Linked DNA regions of Homo sapiens: region 2 is linked to region 1. The links are chromatin loops, found by intact Hi-C in ENCODE. Cell type or tissue: Calu3. All regions are shown on one strand. Region 1 has its middle 250 kb from the start of MIR4693. Region 2 overlaps DYNC2H1 (dynein cytoplasmic 2 heavy chain 1).

Region 1 (8,000 bases):
CCATGACCAACTGCCTGGACAGAGAAAAGAGGGAAAAACTTTTTGTCATTCCAAATAGATAGTAAATAACAAGCTATTAGTCATTTCTCCTGGAATGAGACCACCGTGAAGAGTTTTTGCTTTTTTGGTCCAAAGCCTTTTCTTGCTATTACCCAGTTTTCAAGTGCTGATGCATTTCCCAGGGTTCCCGGCACTTATTAAAAACTGAGTGTCCCCCTTTCATGTCTTTTGCAGATAAAATGTATGTAACTTCTACCATATGTAACAATGAGCTGAGCTCTGGCAACATAATGCCAACCAACCAGCCAGTTACATAACACTTAGATTTCTTTGGTGTTCTTTATTGCTAGGTGATGATATTGCACAATATATTACAACCAGAAAGAGAAAAGGAGAAAGAAAGTCAATCGTGATAAAAAATGTAAAGAAAAAATGAAAGAGGATCATACATTACCAGCTGAGCTTTAGGCTGCCTCCTCAGGGGCTGGGTGAAAGTTTTAGAATCATCATGTATTAGTGCTTCTCCATCAAGAAAGCTTTCGATTTTAGAAGGATACAGTCAATGTAATAAAAATGGGAAAATAGTTGTTTTCTTTTCAATAGCCTTATCCTGCTTTTTGTATTGTTTCTTGTCCTCCACAGGCTTACAGTCCTCCTTCTATTATAATCCATCAAGCCCCCATGGTTGGATCTGATTTTTTTTTTAATAGGAGAAGGAAAGAGAAAAGGAGATTAGCATTTCATCTCTATAACTAAGCTATGAGCCAATAAAATGACATTTTCATACACATTTTAAGAGCTAGCCATAGTAACTTAAGGAACCATGGTTAGAATCCTCTGACATCTTATTAAAACCCTGAGTGATAATAGAGTACTGTGATGGTTAAGGAGGTTATTGGTCTTTAAAGAGAAAAATGCTCTCTGAACACTGATTCTGATTGTTTCTGATTAAGGCTATCCCTTAAACATGACTCAAGAAAAAAATTGTTACTCTGGAGCTTTTATTATTCTCCATTATTTTATTTCTGGATACCTTTATTTTTAATCAATTTCATTAAACAGAATATTCTCATTCTCATAAGGATTGCTGTCCAAAATGCAATTTACAATCCCATTCAGAGATCTGGTTGTCCTTAATGACTTTCAGTGGACAAATTTGCCATCCCCTTCAGTAGGCAGATGTGTAGCTGCTTTTAGTTTGGATGTTTCAAATCAGGTAGAATTGCCTGACATTCCCCATCTCCAGTGTCTGTAAAGTTACTATACAGAGGAGAAAGAGAATTTATAGTGTGAGCAATATCATCAAGAGTTGATCTATAATCCCCTATAAACAATTGGCTTTGAATAATTGATCGCTACCAGACCTGGAAAACACAGGACGTTGCGTTAGATTGGCGATTCTGGGAGTAAATGATCTACTTTCTGTAAAGGCATCTCCTGCATAGACGCCAGTTCTGTCAATTGTGAAGTAGCAGTTTCATCTTCCCTAATTAATTTGGGAACAAAAGGTGGATGGCACATCCCAAATGGTAATAATCTGAACAAATTCAGCAGCTGCCTTTGTGTACAGGCTGTGTACACAAAGTCCGATGGAAAGATTTTTAAAAGAGCAGTAAATGGCAATTCACATGGATAATGAACTGGATTAATGTAGCAATTAAAATTTATTAAAATGAAGTATTACCCTTAGACAGAACCTGGCAATGATGTAAAAGCTGAGGATCTGCTTACAAAAATTGAGGCTTAGCAAAGGAAATTTAAATTCCCAAGTGGTTATAAAGTCCATTGTGAATATGCATAACCATGCTGAGACAGTTGAGGTTTAAGAAGTAATCTTAGAAGAGTGAAGGATTTAGAGCAAGAATAATTACATATCTCTCATCTAGAAGATAGGCTTTCTTTAGACAAAGGGTGCCAAGTTTTCTGCTGATAAAGGAATCTCTGGGAGCTAATGTTTTGTTCTTATCCTGTCTTGAGAAAGACATTTGTGAACTGTAAGTACCTCACCTGAATGCAAAAACCAAAGAAAAATGGTAGTGGAACAGGGAAGGCAGATGATGTACAAATTATTTTACAAATGTAAAAGGAGGCATTGGGAAATGAAGGAAGGCTTCCAGCAAAGTTAATGAACCCCATTCTTAGAAGGTATCTGACATCATTAGATCTTACTAAATCCCATTATAGAGATTATGCCCAAAGCAAAATGTATGAAGGTCCCTGAATTTTTTTTTCCTGTTACTCATTAGTTTATATTTCAGGGATGAGAGAAAGGTACTCCAGAGGAAACAACATATAAAGCTCCCCAAGTTGAGCTATTAAAATTTGTCAGCATTTCATTATGGAATTTTCCTCTGTGCTAGAGGTTAGGTTACCATATCTGGTTTGCTCTCAGAGGTATTCAAACATAAAGCTATTACGTTTTTCTCTAATCAGTGTCCCCACTAGTACTGTGTCGAATCCCTCTTCCTGACTTGGTGGTAGATCTCCCAATAATACCTTGTGCGGAAAACATTGACTTCCAAGTTATTTTAGGTTCAATTTAAAATATGACTGATTAAAACATTCCCTGACTTGGCCAGACCTGTGGTTTGAGGGACCTGATTTGGTGAAGGGACATGGCATGGTTCTTTATTTCTCCCTGTTCACCTCTACCTTGAAGTACAGGAAAGATTTTAGTCTGCTTCTGGAATACTTCTTTTACCCCTTTTTATAGAATTTTGGAAGTTCTCAACCCTAGCCGCTCATTAGCACGAGCAAAGACTTTTAAAAAAACATCCTTACTTGGCTCCTTTCTGGTCTCATACAAAATTTTAAAGATGAGGAAAAAAAGAGCATGTGTTCATTATTTCACAAGATACTGATATTGTCCTCTATGTTCACACTGACTGGTGATAGGGTTTAGGACACACTACCTTACAATTTGGCACCTTGATATTTGAGAAAACAGCAGAAACAGGAAGGTCTTGCTGACTTTTTCCTGCTGTTCTCCCCTGTTCTAGACCATAAAATAATTATCTGACCTTCCTCTAAAGTATATCATAAAACTCCCATTCCAGAGTGATCTTCCCTATACCTGGAGGAAATGAATTAATATACAGAAATGCCAAAAAGCGTCTGAAAAAGAAATCATGCATTACTAAGTTCTTCCCAGTTTATTATCATTAAGTCATAATCTTCTGTTTTCCAATCATACTTCTGGATGACTATCACAAATACATAGGCTTCCTTGTTTTGGGGGGTCTTCAATTCTGAAGGCTTCCATGTCACATAAAATTTATATGAAATGAATTTTTTATGCTTTTATCTTGTTTCTCTTGCCATGAATCTAGTGATAAGTGAGAAAGGAATCTTTTCTCTCCTGCACTGGCCATTGATGTCCTCTAGGTGGCAGGCAACCCAATGGCATGACTGGAGAAGGCATATATATGGAAGAAGAGTCCCTTCAGCTGACCTCCCTGCTATATAGAGAGAAGTGGAAGAGTTGATTTCAACATAACCTCTTCCAAACCTCCTAATTCCCTCTTAATACCACTAGAGCGCAATCATCAGCTTTTGGCTCTTGGAGTCTTCTTGCCCCGAGGTCAGATCTCTTGGATGGGCTATTGGCAAAAAGCTGCTTCTCCAGGTACCCTATTACACACAAAATGGTAAGAGGGTGAGCAGATTGCCCCACTGATGCCTTTTCTCCCAGCCTGCCTACTTTCTCCAAGTCTTTTTTCCTCTGTTCAAAGGGAAACAGGGTGCATATCAACAGAGCTCTGTATAAGCAGATGAACCATTGATGAGATATCATGCTCTGCTCTTTGGGGCATCATAGTCTTCACAATTGATTCAGTCAATGCCATCTTCAATTGGCTGGAAGTAGAGTTGGGAGTTTATGCCATTCTTATTCTAAGACATAAAATCTTCACTAGACATTAATGGACGTTAAAAGAAAGAGAGAGATCAAGAATGCAGAGCACAGAAGGGAGACAGTGGGAATGCTTAGGTTAACAATCCAACCTTGGAAGCCAACTCCAGCCACAGCCTTGCCAGGATACAGTCTGATGGGCTTAGCATTTCTCTACTCTTTGCCTTGAGCAATTTCATTCTCTTGTGTTGAATGAATGCATGGCCCCAGACAATATTTCTCAAGCATAAAAACAATAATTAGCTTAGACATAACACAGAAGTAGAAAAATTGGCTACCTCCGCAATTACAGAATACCTAATAAAGTAAGGTAGGGCATGGTTCCATTCACAGATGTACAGGTAATGTAATGGGTATGTTCTTTGGAGGAACTTTGGTATGTATGAGAATTTTTAAAGCTTCACAAAGCTACTAATCAAGTATGTCACAGTGACAGGTTCATCTGCGTTTATTTAAAATAGAAGAAAATTTCAATAAGTTAATTATGAGACGCTTCATTTACAGTGGTAGAAAAATTTTACGTGTGTAGCTTGGCACTAGATTCTTAAAATGTGTCTTCAAATACAGACCTACAAAGGACTTCCAACCAACTTCTCCTCAGCGAAACAGCAATGCTTTTAACTCACACAGCCACTTAGAACTGATGAGAAAGTCTTCCAGGAGACTTCTTTGAGAAGTGGGCAATTTCACTGTAGGGATGGCAGATATAAAAAATCAAAACTTTAAGAAATGAATATCAAAACTACAGTTAGAATTTCACAAATTAGAGTATTTTCTTTTTTAAAAGTCAGAGCACATCTGCTTTCCTTAATGGCAGGCTAGACCAATCCTGCCACCAAGAACAACTGAAATATATGGAGAAAATGTTTTTAAATTTTTGGCACAGTGAGAATAGCAAAGCAGACAAAAATGACAGTAGCAAGGTTAGGGAAGAGAAGGAAATGTGGAGAAGGAAGCCCTACAATTGAGGGTGCTGTCAGTTCCATGGGAAGTAGCTGAGAGACTGAAAAACATAGTAGTACTTACAATGGCCCAAGGGGGCATGTGGTAAATTTGGAGTCCCAGTCCACCAGGTAGAAAGGATTCTGGTAAACTCTTCAGGATTTAGGTTTAGACCAGAAGGGCTTTACCTCAGAGTAAGAAAAAAACATAAATCTCTGTTGTGACTGAAACCTGGTTTTGAATCATCTCAGAGCCCTGAGGTTATATTAAGGTGATCCAAGTTTACACCTACCCCTAGTTACCTGACCAAAGGAAATGTACATCCCACATAGAGAAAGATGGTTGATATGGTTTGGCTCTGTATTCCCACCCAAATCTCATCTCAAATTGTAATCCTCACGTGTCAAAGGAGGGACTTGGTGGGAGGTGACTGGATCACAGGGACAGTTTCCGCCATGCTGTTCTTGTGACATTGAGTCAGTTCTCATGAGAGCTGGTGGCTTTAAGTGTTTGGCAGTTCTTCCTTTGCTTGCACGCTCACTCGCATGCTCGCTCACTCTCTCTCGCTCTCGCTCGCTCTCTCTTCCCCCACAGCCGTGTGAAGGAGACGCCTGCTTCCACTTCCCCTCCTGCCAAGATTGTAAGTTTCCTGAGGCCTCCCCAGACATGTGGAATTATGAGTCAATTAAACCTCTATTGTTTATAAATTGCCCAGTCTCAGGTAGTATCTTCATAGCAGTGTGAAAATGGACTAATACAATGTTGTCACCCAGAATCTCAAAATATGTCTCTATTTTTCCATGGAAAATGAATAGCACTCTATCAAATAACAAATCACACAGAGAAAAGATATTGTAAATAAAATCCAGGATAATAAGTAGCAGAAACACATCAGGAACTCCAAATTTTAGAGTTATTGAGCATCATTTTAAAACAACTATCCTTAATCTATTCAAGGAAATGAGAGAAAAATTAAGAATTGGGACAGCAAACCAGAGATTATTAAAAAATATTCATTGGAAATTTTTAAACTAAAAAAATGCAATAACAAATTAAAAACACAGTGGGTGGATTTAAAAGTATATTAGACATGGTTGAATAGAGATTTAATGAACTAGAATGTGGGTCAGATGTAAGTATCCTGAATGAAGCACAGAGAAATCGATGAATGAAAACGCAAAAAAAAGAGCATAAGAGATATAGGGGATACAGTGAGGTCAAACATAAAGGTAATTAGAGATCCAGATAGGATAGAATGAGCATAGTAATACTTGAATATGTGATATGGACAATTTTCCAAACCAACAAATGCCATCAAATCACAAATTCAAGAAGCATTTCTATCCCCGAGCAGTATGAACACAAGCAAATTAAACACATCAAGGCATATCATGGTAAAATTGCTGAAACAAAAATAGAAAAAACTTCTAAGCAGCCATGGAAAAAAAATATAAATGAGCATCAAAGAAGTAACAATCTCTTTCCTCAGAAATCGTATAAAAGATGCACTGTGAGCAAAATACATCTTATGCACAAGGCTATTCATTGTGGCATTATTTGTGATAAACAATTGGAAAAAACCCATAAACATCTACCGATAGAGGACTAGTTGAATAAGCATGGTATCTGCACAAAATGCTGCTATGGGACATTCAAACATGGTGTGCTTCCTGATATGATATAACATGAAGTACACAGAACCACCTGTGAAATATTCTTGCCAAACATAGTTGAATCTGAACCTTATTAGAGCTAACTTTCAATTTCTAGGAAATATGGGGCTAAAGGAACAAATTAAATGACACTCCAAAGAAACAGACAAATCCAAGTTATGGGACAATATCCAGGAAAATAAATCTGGTTCTTCAATAAGACAACAGCATGAAACAAAAGAGGTGATGGGAGGAAATTTAAACCATAACAACCAAATGATATGTGGGTTATTTTTCCCCTAATTGGAATAATCAATCATAAAAGCTCACAGTTGACAAAATCAGGTAAATCTGGATCCTGACTAGGCAATAATTACACAAAAAATTTTTGTTGATTATGTTTTGTTAAATGTGATAAGGGCATCATGGTTAAACAAGAATATGGCCCTGTTTTTAGAGATGTATTCTAAATATTTAAGTGTAAAAAAAAATGAGATTTGGGCTTTACAAAAAACTACAGAAGAGGAAAGATGAAGCAAATATGGCACAATTTTTATCTTTATCATTGTTGAATTTGGATTATGTATATATGGTGTTTCATTATATTCTTCTTTAGTGTATGTTTGAAAGTTTCACCGTAGGTTTTTTTAAAGCGAATATGTGTCCCAGAAATAGAACCTCAGAAATAGAACATCTGTCCCTGAGATTTGCAATGTGGGCTCCTATTTGAAATCACCTGTTTCCTTCTGTCACCTGTTTTACTTCTTTAAATATATATGTTTAAGCAGAGTAGACAGAAGGAAACAGGTGATTAGGCTGCTAATTTATTATATACATATGCCTCTCAGTGTACCTGTTTTAGCTACTTTGAAAGAAAACTGTATCTTCAAAGTCAATTCCTTGGATCTGTCAATGTGAATTTTGCACATTCCATATGGTTTATACATTGAGGACACATTTTCTGAACATACCCTCCATCTTTGAATACAATCTCCCTAACTGGTTTTACATGATGTGGTAACAGATCAACTGACACGAGCTTCATTTTCTTCATGTCGTTTTGATTCTAACAACAAGCCCATGGTAAAGGCACCGATATCCCCATTTTACCAAGGAGGAAACAATAGTTCAGCAAGATTAAACAACTTGTCCAAAGTAATGCCCTGGGATTTTTGTGAATAAAATCAGTTTTCTTCCCCCACTCCCACCAACAGTACCCTCCAATGCATCCCCTAAGCTTAGGGTCATAGTTGAAATAGAAATTGAAGCAGAAATTGGGTTTGTCATTTCCAGGATTAGATATAGGTCTATGATAAGAAGCTGGCAATTCTAAGCTAGTTGAAGGCTGACTTTTGCAACATGACTGGAAGTACTAGTTGAAATAAAATGTCATCATCATCATCTGGTACAGGGCAGCGTCAGAGAACTGTGTTGAACAAATTAACTTCTACTGAATTCATGGGAATCTTCCTCATAAAAATATACTGTGTGATTTT
Region 2 (8,000 bases), 340 kb after region 1:
CTGCCCTTAACATTTTTTCCTACATTTCAACCTTGGTGAATCTGATGATTATGTGTCTTGGGGTTGCTCTTCTCAAGGAATATCTTTGTGGTGTTCTCTGTACTTCCTGAATTTGAATGTTAACCTGTCTTGCCAGGCTGGGCAAGTTCTCCTGGATAATATCCTGAAGACTGTTTTCTAACTTGGTTCCATTCTCCCCGTCACTTTCAGGTACACCAATCAAATGCAGATTTAGTCTTTTCACATAGTCCCATAATTCTTGGAGGCTTTGTTTGTTCCTTTTCATTCTTTTTTCTCTAATCTTGTCTTCATGCTTTATTTCATTAAGTTGATCTTCAATCTCTGATATTCTTTCTTCTGCTTAATCAATTCAGCTATTGATACTTGTGTATGCTTCACACAGTTCTTGTGCTGTGTTTTTCAGCTCCATCAGGTCATTTATGTTCTTCTCTAAACTGGTTATTCTAGTTAGCAATTCCTCTAACCTTTTTTCAAGGTTCTTAGCTTCCTTGCATTGGGTTGGAACATGCTCCTTTAGCTTGGAGGAGTCTGTTATTACCCACCTTCTGAAGCCTACTTCTGTCAGTTCATCAAACTCATTCTCCGTCCAGTTTTGTTCCCTTGCTGGCAAGGAGTTGTGATCCTTTGGAGAAAAAGAGGCATTCTGGTTTTTGGAATTTTCAGTCTTTTTGCGCTGGTTTTTCCTCATCTTCGTGGATTTATCTACCTTTGGTCTTTGATCTTGGTGACCTTCGGATGGGGTTTTTGTATAGATGTCCTTTTTGTTGATGTTGATGCTATTCCTTTCTGTTTGTTAGTTTTCCTTCTAACAGTCAGGCCCCTCTGCTGCAGGTCTGCTGGACTTTGCAGGAGGTCCACTCCTGACCCTGTTTGCCTGGGTATCACCAGCAGAGTCTGCAGAACAGCAAAGATTGCTGCCTGTTCTTTCCTCTGGAAGCTTCGTCCTAGAGGGGCACGCACCAGATGCCAGCTGCAGTGCTCCTATATGAGATGTCTGTCGACCCCTTCTGGGAGGTGTCTCCCAGTCAGGAGGCACAGGGGTCAGGGACCCACTTGAGAAGGCAATCTGTCCCTTAGCAGAGCTCAAGCTCTGTGTTGGAGATCCGATGCTCTCTTCAGAGCCAGCAGGTGGGAATGTTTAAGTCTGCTGATGCTGCGCCCACAGCCACCCCTTCCCCCCAGCTGCTCTGTCTCAGGGAGATGGGAGTTTTATCTATAAGCCCCTGACTGGGGGTGTTGCCTTTCTTTCAGAGATGCCCTGCCCAGAGAGCTTCTGAAGGATTTATTCTGTATCTCAAATAAAGATCCTCAACAAAATCACAAAAATTACTATCCTGTTCTAAAAATACATTAACTGTATATTTTTCAACACTTTCTAAGAAGCCTATATAATTGAACCATAATAATTCTATTTCTCTGAATTAATTGCCTTTACAAAGCTATTCTGCAACATTATGTCTTAAGCTATACCCACAGATTGCTATTTAAAAAAAAAAAAAATTCTGGCTGGGCATGGAGGCTCATATCTATAATCCCAGCACTTTGGGAGGCTGAGGAGGGCAGATCACATGAGGCCAGGAGTTCGAGACACCCTGGTCAACATGGTGAATCCCTCTCTCTACTAAAAATACAAAAGTTACCCAGGCATGGTGGTGCACGCCAGTAGTCCCAGTTACTTGGGAGGCTGAAGCAGGAGAATGACTTGAACCCAGGAGGCAGAGCTTGCAGTGAGCCAAGACTTCGCCACTGCACTCCAGCCTGGGCAACAGAGAGAGACTCTGTCTCCAAAAAAAAAAAAAAAAATTCTAAGTACAAAAAGGCCTCTGCGTTTTCTAATATCTAAAATTTCTAAAATATTGTCCGATGTGTGTTCTCTTCTGGAACACACGTAATATGAAGACTTCTGTAAAAAATTTCATAACTCAGGATCAAACACTAGTTTACTTCCTAATGCTAACAATGCAAAATAATTTTGTTCCTCAACCCCAGAGACATTGGACAATGTCCACAGACATTTTTTATTCTCACAATTGATGGGAAGGAATGCTGGAAGGCAGAGATGCTGCTAAACATCCTAAAACGCACAGAACAACATCCCACACACAAAGAATTATGTAGCCCAAAATGTCAGTTGCTGAGGATGAGAAAGTCTAGCTATATAATGAGATACATAATCCATTGTCATTATCTCTTTTGGTGACCACTGGAATATTTAGAACTAAGTCAGCTAACGCAGTGTTTGCTGTCCCTTCTTCACTTGTCACTTTTTTCCCCACTACAACCAAGAATGCTATAAGGCATTCCAGTTAAATGTTCTGGAAAAATACCAGAAATACCATTTTTAATACCTTTCCAGTAGGGAAAGAGTTATACTATAACTATAAATATTACGTTAAATCACAGAACAAGTAGTATTTTATATTTGAAAAATATGATGCTTCTTACCTTAAATAGACAACGACATATATATTCATATACCATATGTTGTAATGAGCTGATAAGTGACTGGATTCTCTGTTCTGTATTTTCAGAATCCTGTAGATTATAATTGGAAATTCATTAGGAAATTTATAAACATTTAAAAAGTACGCCTATAAATTGTTCCTCCAGATTCAAAGCTGATTCTGAAACAAGTATCTTTAACCATCAAATTCAAGGGACTAAACAAGTGCATTAAACTTGTATACTAATATAATATTAAAAAATGACGCATCTTTCTTTAATGTATAGAGTTAAAGCTTTCAAGAAATGAAAATTACAATCAATTCCCAATAATACAATATAAGTTGAATTTTATATCAGTCTCCTATCAGCATTAAAATACTATCTACATCAATCTAGGTTAAGGCCATTTTAATTATTTATATTATAATTATCAATCCAGCCCCAAAACAATATGACAAGAATACCTTATAAAGAATTTTCTCATTCTCAATATGGGAACCTCAATGATCTTAAATCATGTGCTGCAGGATGAATAAGGATGAACAATAACTTTGAAATTGATGCTGTAAAAACTCACATAAAATTTTAGTTTTTGATCTGATATAATAATTCCGTTTTGCAAGATTGTAATAATTGAAAAACATGTTATTAGTGTCTATTTCCTTTGATTAAAGAAAAATTGTTTGGCATAGAAATGGAGGAAGGGTAGGTTGTCAACCTGTCCTTTTCCCTTAGTGTGATGTAAGTTTTACATCTCAGAGCATTTGGAGAATACATGTCTTAGGAAGATCAATTCTGGTATAACAATTAGACTAAATTTGCTTGCTTCCTTGTGATTTATAAATTAATACCAAGAAAAAAACCTAGTAAAACAATTTTAATGCTTAGAAAAATACATCCAGGATCAGCAAAGAAATGTGTGAAATTGGTATAAAGAAAACATTATGAACTGGAACTCAGATGCATTAATCCTAGGCTTCTAGCCTTGTAGTAGCATGTTCTAACCAAGACAACTAATCATTACTTTAGATAGCAAATACTTGTATTCATTTCACTATATGTTAACAAAGATCACATATGAAATTGAGACTTGGATTTCCTAAAAGTCACTCTATCATAAGACACAGTACTGTACCTACAAGATCCAGTAGATTTTTTAAACAGCAGAAAGTTTTGTACTCTACATAGATTTGTGACTGCTTCAGCCAGTACAATACAGCAGAAATGACACAGACCTAAGGCTGCATTTTAAAAGGCTATTCAGTTTCAGCCTTATTCACTGAAACACATACTTAGTGCCTTGAGCTAAAAAATAAGAAGTCCATCCATCTACTCAGTGCTGTGAAAAAGCCAAGCCTCCTGCAGAGGTGCTGCAGTTGGCAGTCCTGTCGTCAAGTCCTCCCAACCCACAGCACCAGGCGGGCAAGTGAAGCACCTGTCTTAGCCCCTCAACTCTCAAGTCCTCTCAGCTGAGGTCCTAGACGTTGTGAAACAAACAAAGTCATCCCTGCTGAGTCCTGACTAAATTTCCAATAGAATCAATAAGCATAAGAAAATAGTTTTAATTGGCCAAGTTTCGGATTAATACGATACTCAACAGAAATAATTAGAACAATGTGCATATATGGGAGGTGGTTAAATAAAGTATGGTATAGCCTCACCATCTCTTAAAAACATTAAGTTTATATTCACTGGTAGGAAAGCTGTCCATAATACACTAATACACTTTTTAAAGCACAGTATTGTATCTTTTAGTTAAAACAATTTGTTATCCTTTAATACATACTTCCCTCCATTAGAATACATGCTTGATAAGGCAGTGGACAAGTGTACCTCCATTATCTGGAAAGTTACTGCCTTAAACAACAAGGATATATAATAAAATGTTAAATGTTGTTTTCCCCAGGTAATGATATTATAGGGATAATTCTTATTTTTATACCTTTCAGAATCACTGGGTTTTTTAAATGATTATATATTACTTATTAATTTATACTCAGAACATAAACTGTTTTCATTAAAAAGATTGTCACATTGGGACACCTTGTTAACAATATAAAAAGAAATTAAGTAGTTTCTTTATATAGCTTAAAAGTGTTACATGTGGTCTTTTGGAACATAATTCTATGAAAGTTTGCTTAATAATTTTTATTATAAATTAAGTACTATCCCTAGTAAAGTAATCCCTGTAATTCAGTCTCTGGTACAGGGTATCCAACAGCTTACCTGTTTGTTTTGTAGAGCTCGTTGGAAAAGTCGGAGAAAAGCAGCCAAACTAAAACGGTACATGTTATTAATTTTGGACAAATCAGAAATAATGAAGTACATCTTGCTGGCACTCTCAGCCAGGGGGAGATAGGCATCCCGTTCCTATGGATCAAGAGATCAGTAGGGGATAGGGTGGAAACACCTTAGAATTAGTGCTTTACTGCCACCTAAAGACTACAATGCACATATCTACCCAAGTAATAAAAAAACCTTACTTTTTCTATGCACATAAAACAAATGAAGATGATGAATCATGGTTTCTAACTAAAAAAGATAGCAAAATCTAGTTTTTCTTCCTCATTTTTATAAAACTGCAAAGAATATATGTCTTAGTCTATTAAGGCTACCTATAACAAAATACACTAAACTCGTTCTGCTTTTATATAGCAGAAATTTATTTCACCCAGTTCTGGAAGCTGGGAAGTCCAAGATCAAGGTGCCAACAGATTTGGTGTCTCGTGAGAGCTTGTTTCCTGGTTCACAGAAAGAACTGCTTCTTGCTGTGTTCTCACATGCTGGAAGGGGCTAAAAAACTCCCTTGGCCTTCTTTTATAAGGTTACTAATCCCACTCATGAGAGCTCCACCCTCATGACCTAGTCACCTTCTAAAACCTCCACCTCTTAATACTATTACACTGGGGATTACATTTCCACATATGAATTTTGGGGGTGATGAGGACACACAAATATTCAGACTATAGCAATATATTTTAAACACCTTTCTACCTCTCAGTTGACAGAGCTAGAAGTGGTTCACAGATTGGTCTTAATGAGGACCAACAGCACTAGTATTAGGGGAAAGTGGGTAAGATGAAATGGTAAATATTTGTGATCAGAGAATAGATGATCCAATTTTACATTTCAAAAGAGAATCAGTTAAGGTAACGCAAGACAGCACAGCGCTATCAGGCTATCTCTGATGTGAAGAAAAGTTCGAACTATGAGTATAGGATTGGTGACAATAAGAACACTGATGGAACTAGAGGTAGAGAAGATGACTCTAACAGGTGTCCACATTAGGATAATAAAGTACCCAGCACTGTTCATTATAAGCATGAAAAGAGCCAATAACTGTACCTTAGAGCTTATAACCCTTTTAATTAGTATATTTAACTTGCCTTAACTTAAGAAAAGTTCTAAGAACGGCAAAGATATTCTCTAATACTCATTTTCAATATACTCATTTCCAATTTTAGTACAAAACTGCAGCTCTACCTTAGATAACATTATGCCAGAAATCAGTAGAAGGCAGCAGGGTATACTGACAAACACTCCTTATCCTCAGTGTGCCAACATCTGAATTCCCTCTCTACAATAACTAGAATCAAACCCAATGTTCTGATGTTTTTGAATAGCTTTTTTCTTTTCACATCATCTTTCCCCTGAGGACCTGATTCTACATTTTCTATCATATTAACCTAAATGTTCAAGAAAACATAATACGAAATTACAAAGAAGGAAATAATTACTTGATCAAGGGAAATTTGGAGTTTGTAAGATTCTTTAAGTGACTCTTGAATAAGTGCACTGCTTGCTTTTGTCTGATTCAAAGACTCAATCAAATCCTTATTTTCCAAAATATTGCCTTGAGATGTGGCAAGTGTCTGTAGGGAAAGTTAACAATATGAATATTATTATACATATAAAAATAACCAATTAAAGCAAACCCATATTAACTGTCATTCATTTGATGTTTATGGCAACTTATGTTATTTTAGAAGAATTTCAACATTTTATAGCCCTCTTAAAGTTTTATTCTGTTTTTATTATAGTCTTCTTATATCAAATGAATTCATAAATTATTTTAAGAAATTATATCATTATCAAACATAGCAAGGTATTAATTTTGTCAATTTAATAAAAAATAAAAACTACTTAAAGTTACAGATTGTTATAATTTCTTGCTTTCAATGCTTCTTGAAATTATTAGCATATAATTAAATAATAAAACAATACAAATTAGTTAAAAATTGCTTGTCTTAAACATTGCTCATTAAGATCTTGTATTCCAAAACATAGCTCCCCTTCTTGTTAGAATTTTGACTGTAAGATATACACTAATATGTCTTTGGAAAAAAAAATCTGAAGATACTATTAATTTTCCAAACACTGTTATTTGTATTCATTAAAAAAAAAGTAATACGAAAAAAGTAACCTAAATAGCTAGACTTTTACCTCTAGAAGAGATTCTTCGAGCTTGGCTAGCTGTATTTTCTTATCTTCTTCCTGTTGTAATAGTTTTGTTTTCTGTTCTTCTAAATCAGGTTTCTCATGCTGAATGGTTAAAGCTAAAAGCTTGGGATAACAAAAAGACAAGGTAATTCTAGCAATAAGGCTTAAAACAAAACAAAAACTTCCTGCAAACAGGCCTTGTGTTTGACAGACTATTACAAATATGATACTATGTTATCTCATTTCATTCTTTCTAATTAAACATAAGACACCTTCAACAATTACATCTGATGAAAAAGAGACAAAACAGTTAAGCTGATCAGTAAAATATTAACTACTGTAGAAAAGCTGTAAGAAAGTGCATTACTTAACATATCAATGTGTAATATTTAGTTTTAAATTAAATATACTAAATTATGAGATTACTATTTTTTTAATAGTAAGTATTCACATTAACAAATAAAAAGGGCCAGGCATGGTAGCTCACGCCTGTAATCCCAGCACTTTGGGAGGCTGAGGTGGGTGGATCACGAGGTAAGGAGTTCGAGACCAGCCTGGCTAACATAGTGAAACTCCATCTCTACTAAAAATACAAAAAATTAGCCAGGCGTGGTGGTGGGCGCCTGTAATCCCAGCTACTCGGGAGGCTGAGGCAGGAGAATAGCTTAAACCTAGGAGGCAGAAGTTACAGTGAGCCGAGATTGCGCCATTGCACTCCAGCCTGGGCAACAGTGCCAGACTCCGTCTCAAAAAAATAAAATAAAATAAACAAATAAAAAGATAAAATACTATGTCATCAAAACCACAATAAGATACCACTTCACTCCCACTAGAATGACTACAATTAAAAAGATACATAACAACCAGAGTTGGCAAGGATATGGAAAAAAGCGGAACCCTCCTATATTTCTGGTGGGAAAGTAAATAGTGCAGCCACTTTGGAAAGATTTGTTTCTCAAATTGCCAAATATAAAGTAACCATAAGACCCAGCAATTCCACTAAAAAAACCATTGAATTATACATTTTAAATCAGCAAGTTGTATGGTATGTACATTGTATTTGTTAAAGCTGTTATCTGTGAAGCTGTTGAAAA

Evidence for each region. Hi-C counts contacts between places; a loop is a spot of excess contacts. Peaks named below come from ENCODE experiments on the same cell type or tissue, not always from the same donor. Only the 100,000 strongest peaks of a DNase experiment are listed, where the experiment ranks them.
Region 2: a loop joins it to region 1, with 14 times the contacts of the local background. A loop is called at or near these places in 17 of 110 quality-filtered maps.

What each region holds. Positions count from the first base shown.
Region 1 is chr11:103,596,832-103,604,831 of GRCh38, reverse strand. No RefSeq gene overlaps it. Among named protein-coding and RNA genes, the nearest start is that of MIR4693, 250 kb to the left of the region's middle. In Calu3, no CTCF peak of the experiment used is centred here; a DNase peak (open chromatin) is centred at 3,411.
Region 2 is chr11:103,254,444-103,262,443 of GRCh38, reverse strand. It overlaps DYNC2H1 (dynein cytoplasmic 2 heavy chain 1), which reads right to left. Exons shown (of 89, transcript NM_001377.3): 67 at 6,910-7,029; 68 at 6,204-6,338; 69 at 4,693-4,836; 70 at 2,467-2,556. Among named protein-coding and RNA genes, the nearest start is that of DYNC2H1, 150 kb to the right of the region's middle. In Calu3, no CTCF peak of the experiment used is centred here; no DNase peak of the experiment used is centred here.